Linked DNA regions of Homo sapiens: region 1 is linked to region 2. The links are chromatin loops, found by intact Hi-C in ENCODE. Cell type or tissue: right lobe of liver. All regions are shown on one strand.

Region 1 (8,000 bases), 94 kb before region 2:
TGATTTAATGTACTTTAAAGACTACGTTATTACTAATGGTTTAGTGTTCCCTGCCCTTGACAGAGACACAAGGAGAAAAGTGTTCACTCTCCCTGAGTGCTTAGACTACTATTTGACCCTTTCTAGAAGACAAGGGAATTCAGATAGGGCAGACTGTCCTCCCTCAGAGATTGGAGTTTTAGTTACCTACATATTTGACAGCCAAAGACACTTGATTTGGAAAGATCCTTGGCTGGGCCCTCTAGCTGCAGCCATGGCTAGTTAAGTTTCCACAGAGAGTACAAGCCAGGCTTGCCTTGCCAGAAGAGACCCTTCTGATCTTTGTAGAAAAGATCAGCCCAGGACTGGCCATCTGGCAGGTAATCAGGACCTACTCAAACAATTGAGCAAGGAACAATAGGTGGAACTGAACCCTCATGAACTCATGGAGTAAACTCTAAGCCTCAGTGAACAAAATCTGAGATAAATCACTTGTAACTCATCTTGGTATTCCTTTGTAAAAAGCAAAAAGCAAAGGATAGACTATGCATTTGACAACATAGAACTGAAAACCTAGATATATATTTAAATTTAAAAAAATGTAAACACACATTTTAAGAAGTGAATTTTTAAAAACGCAAAAAGAAACACTTAGATTAACAAATGATAAAACATGACCACACCATTTTACAAAATTTTTATACTTTTTTTTTTTTGAGACAGAATCTCGCACTGTCGCCTAGGCTGGAGTGCAATGACGCAATCTCGGCTCACTGCAACCTCCGCCTCCCAGGTTCAGGTGATTCTCCTGCCTCAGCCTCCCAAGTAGCTGGGTTACAGGCTCACAACCACCACCCCCGGCTAATTTTTTGTATTTTTAGTAGAGATGGGGTTTCACTATGTTGGCCAGACTGATCTTGAACTCCTGACCTTGTGATCCACCCGCCTTGGCCTCCCAAAGTGCTGGGATTACAGGCGTGAGCCACTGCACCTGTCCAGTTTTTATACATATTAACATAGTGATATTGGAAATTCATTTTTCAGTGGAAAAAAAATGCTCTCTATTTTGGAAAGTAGGTAGTTGGGCTCCTGTTTTAAATGAAGACATGTTATCTGAAAAATTAACATGCTGTGTAAGTTCAGTGAGGAGGCAAGGGGAGTGAAGAAGGGTGAAGAGACCAGAACATACCCATTCCACTACCAGTGGACATTTGGGTTGCTTCCGAGTTCAGGTACCTCCAAACCATGCTATATAAATATCCTCCCTTGTTCATGTGCTTTGGCACGCATATGCAAAAGTTTCTGTAAGGAGTTAAATTGCTTCGTCATTCCTTATGAGTATTTTCATCTTTATTAAATATTGCCACATTGTTTTTGCAGAGTGGCTGTACTGGTTTACAGCCTCATCAGCAGGATAGGTCCCCTTGGCGGGATTCCAGTCTGCCCCTTTGGGGAGGAGGGTGTAGCAGGGAGAGAAATAAGGCTGGCAAGGAATGAGAAAGCCAGGCAGGAGAACACCATTAGTGCCAATCCAAGGAGTTCAGACTGTATTTGACTGCATTGGGAAGCTACTGGCAATTCTGGAACAGGGAACAAAATGCAAAAACAGGGTTTTGGGAAGGTTAGTCTTTAAAGCTGTCTCTTGGTTTGTGTTGGCAGTTGGTAGTGATAGTGGTGGGGTTGACTTAGGCCAGCAGCAGGACTCAAGCTCACAGGAGAGAGATCTGTAGGGTGACAGCACAAAGGGGACAGTGAGCACATCCCTGGGGGCAGAAAACCAGAGCATCCCAGATCTCCCAACTCTTATCCTTAAATAATCCAGTTAGACACACACACTGCTAGTAGGTGTGTGAAGTGCTACAGCCACTCTGGAAAACAATGTGGCCGTATTTAACAAAGATAAATATGCACATACTGAATGGCCCACAAGTTGTAAAATATACCAAGCAAAACAAACAGGAAAAAAAAAAGAGGAAAGAATTGTCAATAACACCAGATGTAATAGAGAGGTCTATCAAGCAAAGATCTGAAAAGTGTCCACTGTCTAATTGTCCACTTGGCAATTAGAAGTTTGATGATGAGCTTTGCCACAGAAATGTCTGTGACCAGTAAGGAGCAGAAATCAGAACACAGTGGTTTGAGGGATGAGTGAGTGGTAAGAAAGGGAAACTGGGCACGGGGCCTACTATCAGGTTGGTTGGCTGAGAACAGACTCAAGCACATAGAAACATCAGTATGTGATCAAGCAGGATGGGTCCCCTCGGCTGGATTTCAGTCTGCCCCTTTGGGAAGGAGGGTGTAGGATGGTGGGTACAGGGTACATAATTTTACAAATGGTGATTTAACACTTGGGAAAAACAAGTTAAATCCTCATATTACACCATATACCAAAGTCCAGATGGATTGAATATTTAAATATACAAAGCAATACCGGAAAAGAACTAGAAGAAAATTTAGAACATACAGATTTTCTATATAAAGAAAATTTATTTTGTATATAAAGTTGGGGATGGCTAAAACTTTTCTAAGATTGACAACAAAACTAGAAACCTTAAAGAATAATATGGATAAATTTGACTTTATTAAAATACACACACACACACATCGTATTAAACCTTCCTGTAAGAAAAAGAAAAAGACTGCAAACAAAATTGAATGACAAATGACAAACAGAAAAATATCTATAATTGGGAGGCCGAGGCGGGAGGATTTCTTGAGCCTAGGAGTTTGAGGTTTTAGTGAGCTGTGATCGCGCCACTGCGTTCCAGCCTGGGTGACAGAGCAAGACCCTTTCTCTAAAAACAAAGAAAAAGAAAAATATTTATAACATAAATAAGTAACTTTTACAAATAAATAGGAAAAAGAAGCTGGGAGTGGTGGCTCATGCCTGTAATTCCAGCACTTTGGGAGGCTGAGGCAGGTGGATCACTTGAGGCCAGAAGTTTGAGACCAGCCTGGCCAACATGGCGAAACCCCATCTCTATTAAAAATACAAAAATTAGCCTGACATGGTGGCGCATGCCTGTAATCCCAGCTACCTGGGAGGCTGAGGCATGAGAATCACTTGAACCTGAGAGGCAGAGGTTACAGTGAGCTGAGATGGTGGCCAGTGCACTCCAGCCTGGGTGATAGAGTGAGACTCCATCTCAAAAATAAATAAATAAATAAATAAATAGAAAAAAGAAACACATCAATAGAAACATAGATATGAATAGGAAATTCACAAAAAATACACTTACCAAGTTAAATCAACCTTAAGTAAAAAATTCGTTCAAGATTGTAAAGTGAACTGTTAACATTTACTTCTCTTTCCTCCCTAAGTCCAACTGGAACTACATTTTTTAAATGAAAAAAAGTAAAGTATGCAACCTCATGAGAGAACTTGAAAAAAAAAAAGTAAAAAGGAAAAATATCCAAAGCAAAAAAAAAAAAAAAAAAAAAGCATTCCAAAGCAGTGCTGGAATACGAGGAGGGGTTTACAGTATACTTCTTTGGACCTGACGCCTAGCACTTTTCCCTTCTGAGAGAAAATCTGCCATCCCCACTTTAGTCGCCTGGTTCATGTGGGAAACTGAGGCTTAGAGACAGCAGAGCTGGGGAGTGGCAGCAGGATATTGTGGCAGGTGGTGGCAGTCGGGGACTTCAGGCTGTGGTCTCACACCGCCACACTGCCTTTCCCTTTTCTCACAGAGAACATTCAAATGGCTGTCTTTCTCTGGCAAGGTAGAAAGCCTCTCAAATAAGTAAGGAACATGCTTTGGTTAACAGCTAACGAGGCATTAGGTCTGGACAGGGAGACAAGCAGTGCAGCAGCCAAATCCCAGTGGACACTAGACACGAGGAAGAAAGCACGGTGCTGCCAGGGCAGGTCCTCCTCCCTCCTTCCTCCTTCCTCCATTAGGAGGATTCCTGAGCCTGCAAACCTGTTCCCTTTGTGCATCCTGGAGGGACAGCCCCTGCCCCATACCTTCCAATACCCTCACCAAACCAGATGAAGCTCACCCTCAAATTCCTGTGTGAAGTGAGAGACAAAAAAACCCCAAACCTGAAGTGTCTGAAATAAATGTCCAAATTATTTGAACAAAACCTGGGTAGGTAGAAACCAAAGGGTTTCACTTGAATGCTTGGCAGTAACGTCTCAACTGGTCTTTCCACCTGTGCTACAATCCACTGTGAAGTCCATTATTCCATTCTTGTACCAAGTCCCCTTCCACATTCCTTTCACTTCAGACATGTTTGCTGATGTTTACACCTCTCCATAGACTACCCAGCCTATCGTCGCATGCCCAAAGCTTTATTTCCCCAAACCTGCCCTGTGCCAGGGAAACTGCTCTCCAGTTCTCAGGATATTTATGCTATGTTCTCCCACCTCTTATGTCTATATTTTTTGTGGCTTCTTCCCTCTGCCTCAGATACCCCTTGGTAGTTCTACTGTTCTAAATCCTACCCCTATCCTATCCCTTCACTGCATCTCCAAGGCCATTTTCTCCACAAAGCTTTTCTTTAACACATGGGGCTGGTAGGTAAGCCATGAACATTTGTGGAACAAGGTAATCCTCCAAACAAGGGTGATTTTTCTTTCACTGAACCCTTCCCTCCCTTTGTGCTTCTTTTTGGAGCCTCACACTCTTCTGAATTTGTTGAATCCCCAACCAGCTGGAAATTCCCTAAGGCCCGAAACTGTTTCTGGCCTAGGCTGTGCTGATCTTCCTGGGACTAAGGGGTTTCCTGGGTCACAGATCTTCTGTGCTAAAACCAGGAAAGCCTCTGGTGACCCAGCATGTGTTGATCTCCCTAGTCTTGCCTGTCTTTGATTCCATGGATTATTAACAGAAACTATAATGTTGGGTTAATGTGTTGGCTTGGGCATGGCCTCCGAAACATGTTTTTTACATGTCTGCCACCAGCAGGCTCTAGATCCAGGAATGAGGCTTTTCCACTAAGGGAAAACTCCACGTGATCTAGGAAGAAAGTGAGGATATCCAACCAGATGATAAATTTCCTATCTGAAAGAGAAGGTCAACCCTGAAATAAGGAGGCTGAAGACCCTTAGAGAAGCCACAGAAGAGACTGGAAGAAGAGGGGTAGAGTTGCTTTTTTAATGGGGCTTCCAGCTCCTACTTTTCTTCCTGTCTGTAAGTCTCTGAGCTTCTGTTCCAGCTCTGTAAGGTTGGGGACGAGAATGCTCTCCCCACTGGACTGTTGAGAGTTCAATGAGGGGAAATGTGTGCATATACCAGGCCCCATGCTGGGTGCCCAGAGACGCTGCGCCTTCCTGGCATGCTTCTCTTCCCCATCGCTCAGCACCGCGTCCCTCACTCCCTCCACTCCCGATTCTCACTTCCTACTCACTGGCTTCTTCCTTCCCATCTTCCTCCAAACTTCCCATTTTCCACTATGTCTCTCTCACCGTATCTTTTTCACTTAAACAAAAATGGAATTCATAAAAACAGAGGCCAAAAGTCAGGATAAACCTGGAAAAATCACCAAGTACGCAAAGTTTTTCTTGCAAGGTTTGGTTTTTTCAAATGCCTTCTTTGTTTTCCTTGCCCATATCCTTCTTCGGAGAGTCAGGATTTGGGGTTTGCAGAGCTGTGTGGCAGTGGAATGTGGAATGTTCTCCTGAATCTCAGTCCCATGAAGAAAAGAGGCAAAAGTCCTGACATCTTTCCTGAGGATTGTCTGATTTAAAAGAGCTGATTCTCCCCAGGCAAATGACTTACCTTTGTTGTGCTGGGACAAGCTGAACAGGCAAGGAATAAACCTCCCTAGAACACACTGATTAGATTAGCCAGTGAGAACCACTGAAGACGCAGACATTAGATTAAAAAACAGAAAAATGAATGTTACTTTTACAGTGGCTATGAATAGACAAAGACTTTTTGGTTTGAAAATAGTTGGTGAGGCAATAGAGGAGGGGCTATGTTAATAGCAGAGATAGAAAAAACGAGAGGTGGATGGTTCCAACTGCAAGGTCCACCCTAAAGGAATTGGAGTCAGGGCCCAGGAGCCACAGGCCACTGCACTGGGGTAAGTAGAGTGGATTTTACATAAATAAAGTTACAGAGTGGTTGTAGGTTCTGGTTTGGAGATGTGAGTGAACCAACTGAATAGAATAGGCAGATTCCCCAGCCCACCAAGAGTCAGATGAGAATTTTATTGCTTTTTGCTAAAGGCCTGTACAAGACTTAGAGCAAAGATAAGGAGTAACCTGATTGTTGAAACTAATCTATAAGTATTCCAACATAGCAAAGGACAAGTAACGGAATGACGAGGTTTTCCTGTAGTAGTGTTGCGATTTTGTTCTGCTGTGTCCCCCTACTCCAGTTTCCTCTGTGAGGGGAGCGTGTAGTGTGTGCATATCTGTGGAATGTCAGACTTCTAAAGTCAGGGGCTGAGACCTATATCTAGTTAGACCTCTGTGCATATTCTTGAGCCATGGGAGTCTCAGTGGTTGATAGTACTTCACACTTCTTCCAGTTCAATAAGGGTTACCTATGGTGTCTCCTCTGAGTCTCCTAGGAGTCCAGAAAACATGAGACTTGTATAAGAATCCACACTTCAACTAAGCTTTCTGGCCCAAAGAAGGCATTGTTACCAAGGATCTGTTTCTTGAGGTCTTTAGGGAGTGAGAGGGAAGGAACGCATGAGGAACCAGAGCTAGTCCCCATCTCTCTCCCTAGAAGTGACAGACTGCATAGCTCTTATGTATCAGGAGTCCTGGAGATCAGCTGGCTTTCCTTAAAAAAGGGTCATCCAGCCGTGATGAAATCCTGACTTAGAAACCCAGTGCCCTTAGCTTTGTGGGCTTCTGTCCCTGAGAAATGGTGTTTTACCCTCCCTCCAAGCAGGCATCCCAGGATTTGGAATTCAGCTGTGAGCTCATGAGCTGATGGATGTTTCCAGGAGTACCCTGAAGACCACCCAGGTATGCTCTCCCCACCTCCTTTATTTTGGATGGACCAGTCTAAGGAGAGTCATCTTTTCCCACACCATTGGTGGCACTCAGTGAGTGGCTTGTTGCTTGACTGAATGCCTGCCCACACCCTCTCCAGTCAAGTTTATCTTGAGTAACTAAACACTTAGCAATGGAGACACTCATACATCTCCACTGCACTAGAAGTAGGGATGGTGGCCATGCCAACAAAGGAGATAACTTTAGCACAAAGGATGTCACAAGAAACAGATAGTAGAGTGTGTTCTCCAGTGTTATCATTTCCCAAACCAGAATCAACTGGTCTTGGGTTTCCTTCCCTCATCCTTCATCTGTAGAAAACTTTGTTTCTTGAGCTACTTCAGATCTACTTCCCTATCTTAAGAGGTGGGCTATGTGCTTCTTCTGCTAATTTATTATCTCAGAAGTACATAATTTGAGCAATTTTATATAGTTTTGAGGACAGGAGCCCTGTAAGAGTCTCTTACTCAGAAATGGATTCAGCTTGGTTTGAGGTTTAATAGGTCATTGCAATGCTCCCTTCTGGTATCACAGGACATAAGCTGGGTTGGGCGGAGTCCCCCTTTTGTGTCTTAGCCTTCCTCTCCTTACTCCAGAGTAAGAGCAGCCCTGATGGAAAAACAAAATTACCATCCATGCCTACTTCATTTCTGCCCCTCTTACTCTAAGTCTGGGCAATCCGCAACATCTTTTTATATTGGACTTCCTAGATCACAGACTCTTTTTTTAGGAAGAGTCAATTCAAGCCACCCAGGACTTATGATCCCTTGCTCTGTGTCGGGCACAGTGTGAGCACAGTAATGGCATGGGCTGCCTGATGTGGGGCAGTCCCTCTTGGTCAGCAATTCACTCAGCAGCCATCTCAGTGCCCCCTGTGTAAATTTGAGGCACTTTGCCAGGCTGTGGGAACAGTGTGGGGTTAAACAGCACATGGTCCTTGCCCTCAGAAAGCTTAAAATCCAAAGTCAGATACAAGGTTATTTAACAGATGCGTGTTAATTAACAATTAAAGCTAATGTGCACTGTTCCATTGAACAAACATGACTTATGTGGTAAAATCAGAAAG
Region 2 (8,000 bases):
CGCAGTGGCTCATTCCTCTAATCCCAGCACTCTGGGAGGCCAAGGCGGGTGAATTGCTCGAGCCCAGGAGTTGGAGACCAGCCTGGGCAGCATGGTGAAACCCTGTATCTACTGAAAATACAAAAAATTAGCCGGGCTTGGTGGTACACGCCTGTAGTCCCAGCTACTCAGGAGGCTGAGGTGGGAGGATCACTTGAGCCTAGGAGGTGGAGGTTGCAGTGAGCCAAGATTGCGCCACTGCACTCCATGCAGCCTGGGTGATGGAGCAAGACCCTGTCTCAAAAAAAAAAAAAAAATGCATACTGTTCAGGGCCAGAGAATTCTCTTCACTTGCTTCTGTTTTTCCTTCTCACTTTCATGCTCCTCTTCCTTAATCTTCTCTGTCTCCTCCTCCATCTTCTTTGCAGATTTCTGTTTATACTACTGGGACCTTCTGGGAGAGCAAAATCCTACAATGAAATTGGCCGTGCCATTGCAACCCTCATGGTAGATGATGTAAGTGGTAACCAGAAGCTTGTACTCCTGAATTTTACAGCTCCTGCACCAAGCACTGCACCTTCATTCATTAACTTATCCAGCCAGCACATTTGAGCACCTACTGTGTACCAGGCACTACATAGGATGCTAAAGATTATGAGAATCAGGGAATAGTCATTGTCCTTTAGGAGAACCAATCAAGTGTGAGGGACAGATTGATAATTGTAAAACTAACCATGTGCTAGCTGCCCAGGGGGTCAAGGAGGGCTTCACAGATGAGGGGGCTTTAAAGCTAAGGAGGAGCAGGAGGAAGGTAGACCCAGCACCAGGCTGTGAGGCAAGCATTCCAAACAAAGGAAATGGATCAGGCTCAGAGAAGCTGGATGGAGGTGGTTTGATATAGGCTCAGTGTAAGAGCTTCAAGGGCAGGAGGTAATACTGGAGAGGTGAGCCAGAGACTACACAGAGCCTGTAAGCAGAGCTGAGTCACACTCTGTCCCCAGAGTGATGGGGAGCCTAGAGGACTTTAACTCTTTTTCCGTTTGTGCCAAGAATACTCACTGGCGGTGCTTGCGGCTGCAGGCTTTACCCTGAGATAACTTTTCCCCACGAAATGTCTCACTTTTATTATTATTTTTGCATTGCTCTTATATGTTGACTTTGGAAACAAAAGACATCATTCTACTTAAAGCATTCTGTTTTTAGTTGTGGCATTTCCATTTACAAAATACACTAACTCTCAATCATTGAAAATATCAAATCCTAGAAAACTAGCATTCCTACGAGTGATGCTAACATCATTCTCGAACAGTTTTTGGCCTAAGATTCATTTGATGAATCCAGTGTTTCCAAAATAGATGATTCTGATCATTCCAATGATTCCAATGTTAGTTCTTTTTAGAAATAATTCTAAGAATAATTTTTATATTGCATTTTCACATTGAAAATCAGTCAGATTTGCTTCGGCCTCAAAGAGTGTGTTTATGTAAAATTAAATGAGTGCTGGCAGTGAGCTGCACTTTTTTTTTTTGCCTAAATGGGAAAGGGTTAAATGTGAGCATAGTCCCATCGAATCTGTAAGTCAGAAAGCACACTCTGGAGACAGTGTGAAGAACACGGCCTGAGCCTCCAAGGGCGAAGGGCTGGAAGTAAAAAATGGTTATGAAATATCTGAGCTCCTTGGACTGGGCTCTACAAAGGTTTTCTAATATGTATGATGTGTGGAAAACTGAAAACAGAAAGGTTAAGTAACTTAACCGAAGTCCTACAAGCAAGAATATGGAGACCTGGCCTTCAGATCCAAGAGAGGCTGTCTTCCCCCAGTGCCTGCTGTGTCCCATTGTGCCATATTTTACCAATGTACTATAGTCTCATTCCAAAAACTGAGAGTGAGTTGGCAGTGGGAGATGTGGTTCAAAGGGATTCCTTTAAAAACTAGATGTGATATGCTCCCAGGCATTTCAGAAACAGACCCGATCTTTCTTTTCTCCCTCCTCTCTCCTCGCCAGCTCTTCAGTGACGTGGCCTACAAAGCCCGCAATCGGGAAGATCTGATCGCAGGAATTGATGAATTTCTGGATGAGGTCATCGTCCTTCCTCCTGGAGAATGGGACCCAAATATCCGGATTGAGCCCCCCAAGAAGGTGCCCTCTGCTGACAAGAGGTGTGTATGAGAATGGGCAGTAGGGAGAGAAAAAGGAGGCTTCAACTCTGTCGGTATCATTTTATTTCTCTTTAAAATACATCTGAGGCTCAGCATAGTGGCTCATGCCTGTAATCTCAACACTTTGGGATGCTGAGGCAGGTGGATCACTTGAGCCCAGGAGTTTGAAACCAGCCTGGGCAACATAGTGAGATCTTGTCTCTACAAAACAAAAATCAAATTAACTGGGCATGGTGGCATGCACCTATAGTCCCTGCTACTCTGGAGGCTGAGGCAGGAGGATTGATTGAGCCCAGGAGGTCAAGGCTGCAGTGAGCTGTGATCATGCCACTGTACTCCAGCCTGGGCAACAGAGTTTGACCCTGTCTCAAAATAATGTTTAAAATAAGTTTAAAAATAATAAGATATATCAGAAACAAATATGGCTAAATGTGAACATTTGTAAAATCTAGGTGACCTGCGTGTGGATATTGTTAGACAATTTTCTGCATTTTTGTCTGTCTTTTAAGATATTTCATAATTTTGGTTGGAGAGGTGAGGGGTGCTCTGGGGGACCCACTCTCCTTCATCCCCCTTCTCTTCCAGGAAATCTGTGTTCTCCCTAGCAGAGCTGGGCCAGATGAATGGCTCTGTGGGAGGAGGCGGCGGAGCTCCTGGAGGAGGCAATGGAGGTGGTGGTGGTGGTGGCAGTGGCGGCGGGGCTGGCAGTGGCGGGGCCGGCGGAACAAGCAGCGGGGATGATGGAGAGATGCCAGCCATGCATGAAATCGGGGAGGAACTTATCTGGACAGGAAGGTGCCCACCCCAGGCCTCCCAGTGACCCTGCTGTCCTTTAGACTTCTCCCTTCTCAGCTGCCCTCTAGGGACTTTTCCCAACCATGGTCTGTAGTGCCCACTCGAGGTCACCCCTGCCTTCTTTCCCTCCCAGAGCCCTTGAACCCCATCATGGATCCCCAAAAGGTTGCCTCAGGAGAGGGGAATTTGAGACCCATACAAGAGGAGAGGAACCCAAACTTTTCTCTTAGATATCCTTTGGTGCCTGTTTCCTGGGTCTGCTGTAACAAAGTACCACAAACTAGGTGGCTTAAAACCACAGAAGGTTACTCTCCTGCAGTTCTGGAGGCCAGGAGTTCCACAGCAGGTGTTGGCAGGACCACCGTGCTCCCTGAGGCTCCAGGTGGAATCCTTCCTGGCCTCCTCCTGGCTTCTGGTGGTGGCCAGCAGTCCTTGGTGTTCCTGGCTGGCAGCCGCATCACCCCCGGCTCTGCCTCTCCACCACATGGCCTCCTGTGTGTCTGTCTTCACAGAGCACTTTCCTCTTTGTGTATGGACCCCAGTCATGTTGGAATAGGGCCCACCATAATGACTTAATCTAAACTGGATTACATTTGCATAGGTGTTACATAGATGTTAGGACCTTAATATATCTTTTGGGGGGACACAACTCAATAACAGTACCTTTTTTAAAACTTAATTTACCTATTCAAAAACTTTTTTTTTTTTTAAAGAAAATAAGAGAAAGTTCTCCTGGCCTGGGTTTCTTTTCCAGCTCTTGGAGTCATTCAGGTTGATCTAGATTTAGGAAAGGATGTGGCCTTGAAAATCTACATATAAATCATGACTTTGAGAATGAAGTCATGTTTTATATGCCCTTGGCTTTATACCAGTGGTTCTCACTGTAAGCAGCTTTGGCCCTCCTTAGTCCCCCTACCCCCGAGCCCAGGGAATTTGGCAATGTCCAGAGACATTTTTGCTTGTCACAACCGGAGAGGGGAGATGCTACTCGCATCTAGTAGGTAGCTGCTAAACATCCTGCAGTGCATGGGACAGCCCCTGCAGCAAAGGAGTATCCAGTCCAAAATATCAGCAGAACTGAGGTTGAGAAACTCTGCTCCATGCTAAGGACTGCATTAGGGGCTATGGGAATAGCAATCCCAGTAAACAGTGTCTCCAAACCTAAAATCTTCCACTCAGCTGTTCCAGATAGCAAAATCAAAAAACAAACAAATACCAACCAGTTATAAGGTTTAGGATCTGTTCTTAATGAATCTGTTATAATCTGGGATGCTTCTGTCACCGAAAGTTAGACACTCCTGTGTTCACCAAGAGCAGGCACCCTGCAGATGGTCAGGGATGTGAGGAGGACCACCATCTGTGGACCCCAGGACTTCCATTCTCCATGGAATGTTAGGTCTACCCCAGGACATATTCCCATCAGACTTTCCCTCTCCAAAACCCTCTATGTCCACCCTTCCCAATGTGGGTGGTGCCAACCACAAACTCAGTCCTACAGGAATTCATCCCTGGCCCTAAATGTTCTGGTGGAAAGATCTTTGCCCCATCCACCCTGGTCAAGTTCCTTTCCTCGCCCCAGACTCTGCAAGTTCTTGTAAATAGCCCTGCCCCTGCACTGGTGTTAGTGGTGAGAAAGCAGCCCCTGGGCCTGTCTTGAGCAGGTTCTTCGGTGGCCTGTGTCTGGATATCAAGAGGAAGTTGCCCTGGTTCCCAAGTGACTTCTATGATGGCTTCCACATTCAGTCCATCTCTGCCATCCTATTCATCTACCTCGGCTGTATCACCAACGCGATCACCTTTGGTGGGCTTCTGGGGGATGCCACCGACAATTATCAGGTGTGTGCGAGCCGGTGCCCTGAGTGTAAAAGTAAGATCTGCCGCCACCTGGTGGCAGCAGGAAGCTTCATCCTGTAATCCCAAAACCAAGGTTTCATCTACCATCCAGGTTGAGGCCATCACTATTTGTAATCCTTTACGCTTCAAGTAATAATAATATAATAAGACAATATTAAAAGATCTGAAGCTAAATCTCATTACTAAAGACCAAACTTAATGATTATTTAAATAGGTCAAACCGTTAAGGGGAATCATCTGCTGTGTTATTTGGTACTTTTCCCACTGATGCTGGAGTGAATTTAATCAGCACAATTAATGGAGTGCTAATTGTGGCCTTCTCCCCACACTTTTTAAAAACTAACCTTGAATTCTTAGTTTGGAGTTAAGACATTTTTAGAAGGATGGTAAGCTGTTGCCATGACAACAACTCAGGCCTCCCTGGGGAAAACAGCTCAGCAGACACCTGCCAATCTCCTAGGCAAGGGTCTTCTCCAATGGAGGCCTTCAAAGTAGAGCCATTGGAAAGCTCAGTACCCCAAGGAGAAGACCCATTTGTCAAGCTGCCTTTTGGGCATGTCCACATGGCTGCCCCTCAGGATTCCCCATGGCTGCCCCTCAGGATCCCCCAGTTCACACAGCTGACATTGCGTCCCTTATCTTCCCTCCTGACGTGCTGCTCCCTGCCCTTCCCCAGCACAGCAGGTGATACCGTGGTTCACCCAGCTGTCTACACCGGAAACTAAGCATTATCCTTGACTCATAAGTCCCAGCTGCCCCATGTGGCCCTCACCACATGGCCCTACCTGGCTCTCACGCCTCATCTCCCAGCATTCTCTTTCTCAGCATTCCTACCCTCCCCAACCATTCTACATTCTGTTTTCCATCAATCCTGATCATCTTTTGGTTCTTCAAGTACATGCTGTTTTTCAGCTCCAGACCTTTTAGACACTATTCCCTCTTCCTGGGACACTGTTTCTTATCACTCCACTTAACCCTATTCCCCTGGCCAATTCTCTGCTCATTTTTTGGATCTCAGCTTCCACTTATCTACTTCTAGGGAGGCCTTCCTGACTACATCTTTACCTCTACTGCGTGCTCCTGTGGCACCCTAAACCTATCCCAGCACACCTCTTGGCAGTGGCTCTCAACCAGGGACAATTTTCACCCCAGGAGACATTTAACAATATCTAGAGACAGTTTTCATTGTTATAACTGGGAGGAGGGTTCCTACTGGTATCTAATGTGTAGAGGCTGTGGATGCTACTAAACACACTACAATACACAGGACAGACCCTCCACAGCAAAGAATCATCTAGCCCAAAATGTCCATTGTGCCGAGGTTGAGAAACCCTGCTATATGGGAATTGCCTGGTTACTTACCTGTGTCTCCCACTGGAATGAAGATATGTTATCTTGTTCAGTGATGGGTTCTCAATACCTTTCACAATGCCTGGTACACAGCAGACACTCAGCGGACTTTGAATAAATGAATGATCTGACCTCTAAAAGCACCAAACAGATGTTTAGATGAATGAATAATCAGATGGATAAATGGGCTGTCCTCTGGGAGTAGAATGGACACAGAGAAAAGCACATCCACTGTTTTCTAGGCCCTGGGTGCCAGAAGGAAGTCACATGGTACCTTTATCTAGATGGAATTAAACAGAGTGACAATGGCCATGGTGGCAAGTTGTGGAGGGTGTAGGAGATGGAGAACAGGATTTAGGGAGGAAAGGGCCCAGAACGAAGGATAAACACTGTGGCCTGGGCCCGTGGAGAGATCGCTGGGGCTGCAGCCTGTGTGGAGAGACCGCTTCTCCTTCCTATGCTGAACCACACATTCCTTGTGCCCCCAGGGAGTGATGGAGAGCTTCCTGGGCACTGCCATGGCTGGCTCCTTGTTCTGCCTCTTCTCGGGACAGCCTCTCATCATTCTCAGCAGCACGGGGCCCATCCTCATCTTTGAGAAGCTCCTCTTCGACTTCAGCAAGTAGGTGTCCCTTGGTGGCCCCCAGTGCCTGCTCTCGCATTTGGGGCAGTATGCTGGGGCTAGGGCAGGGGAATAGGTCCCAAGGGTAGGTGGTGGTGCGGTGGTGCCAAAGCCATCTTTAACTATGGGAAGGGCTACCAGGTGGCCCCTCCTGACTCCTGCCAGCTACCTGCCTTTAAGACATCTTAGTGCATATTGGCACAGCCCATAGGGACCAGCCACGACAAGAGGAGAAAATTCACACCACTCAGTTTGTGAGCAATGGTGACTTGATAGGCAGTATAGTGTATGAAGTCTTGGGCTGAAGGTCAGAAGGTTACACCCAGACCCAGGCAGCTCCCATCACTACTCCAGGCTCAGTTGCCTCCTCTACAACATGAGGGTTTGGACCAGACCATTTCCAAGGGCTGCTCCAACCCTGTTCTTCCAAAATTCCCTGTTTTTCACTCACTCTGGTGTCTGTTACCAACTGTGAGCACTGAGATGTCTTGGCACCTTCCTGCCTCCTCCATAAGATCTTTAAAAAAAATTTTTTTTTGGCCGGGCGTGGTGGCTCACACCTGCAATCCCAGCACTTTGGGAGGCTGGGGCGGGCGGATCACCTGAGGTCAGGAATTTGAGACCAGCCTGGCCAACATGGTAAAACCCCGTCTCTACTAAAAATACAAAAATCAGCCAGGCGTGGCGGCGGGTGCCTGTAATCCCAGCTACTTAGGAGGCTGAGGCAGGAGAATCACTTGAACCAGGGAGGCAGAGGTTGCAGTGAGCCAAGATCACGCCATTGCAGTCCAGACTGGGTGACAGAGAGAGACTCTTTCTCAAAAAAAAAAAAAAGTTCTTATAAAGATGAACACTGGACCCCCATGAAATCTCAAAGATCAGACAACTCTGCCCAAGAATTGTCCCTGTCCCCAGTCTTTCACAGTCCCTGGGAGGGCATCAGTGCCACAGGAGGACAGATAAGCCACTTAAGGATGAGTCTGAGGAGTCAAGCACAGCCAGGAGCCCTGGGCTGGAGGCCCCTCACCTCCCCTCTGCCTTCCAGAGGCAATGGCCTGGACTACATGGAGTTCCGCCTCTGGATTGGCCTACACTCAGCTGTCCAGTGCCTTATCCTAGTGGCCACAGATGCCAGCTTTATCATCAAATATATCACCCGCTTCACCGAGGAGGGCTTCTCCACCCTTATCAGCTTCATCTTCATCTACGATGCCATCAAGAAGATGATCGGTGCCTTCA

Evidence for each region. Hi-C counts contacts between places; a loop is a spot of excess contacts. Peaks named below come from ENCODE experiments on the same cell type or tissue, not always from the same donor. Only the 100,000 strongest peaks of a DNase experiment are listed, where the experiment ranks them.
Region 1: it touches region 2 in a loop (2.2-fold over the local background); 63 of 110 quality-filtered maps call a loop at or near these places.

The regions. Positions count from the first base shown.
Region 1 is chr2:74,341,365-74,349,364 of GRCh38, reverse strand. It overlaps SLC4A5 (solute carrier family 4 member 5), which reads left to right and starts at 5,949. Exons shown (of 31, transcript NM_133478.3): 1 at 5,949-6,009; 2 at 6,831-6,907. In right lobe of liver, no CTCF peak of the experiment used is centred here; no DNase peak of the experiment used is centred here.
Region 2 is chr2:74,247,114-74,255,113 of GRCh38, reverse strand. It overlaps SLC4A5 (solute carrier family 4 member 5), which reads left to right. Exons shown (of 31, transcript NM_133478.3): 14 at 408-495; 15 at 1,986-2,140; 16 at 2,726-2,935; 17 at 4,597-4,771; 18 at 6,628-6,761; 19 at 7,807-8,000. Among named protein-coding and RNA genes, the nearest start is that of MTHFD2, 52 kb to the right of the region's middle. RefSeq lists enhancers at 4,533-4,592, 4,643-4,812. In right lobe of liver, a CTCF peak has its summit at 4,831 (motif pointing left); a DNase peak (open chromatin) is centred at 4,793.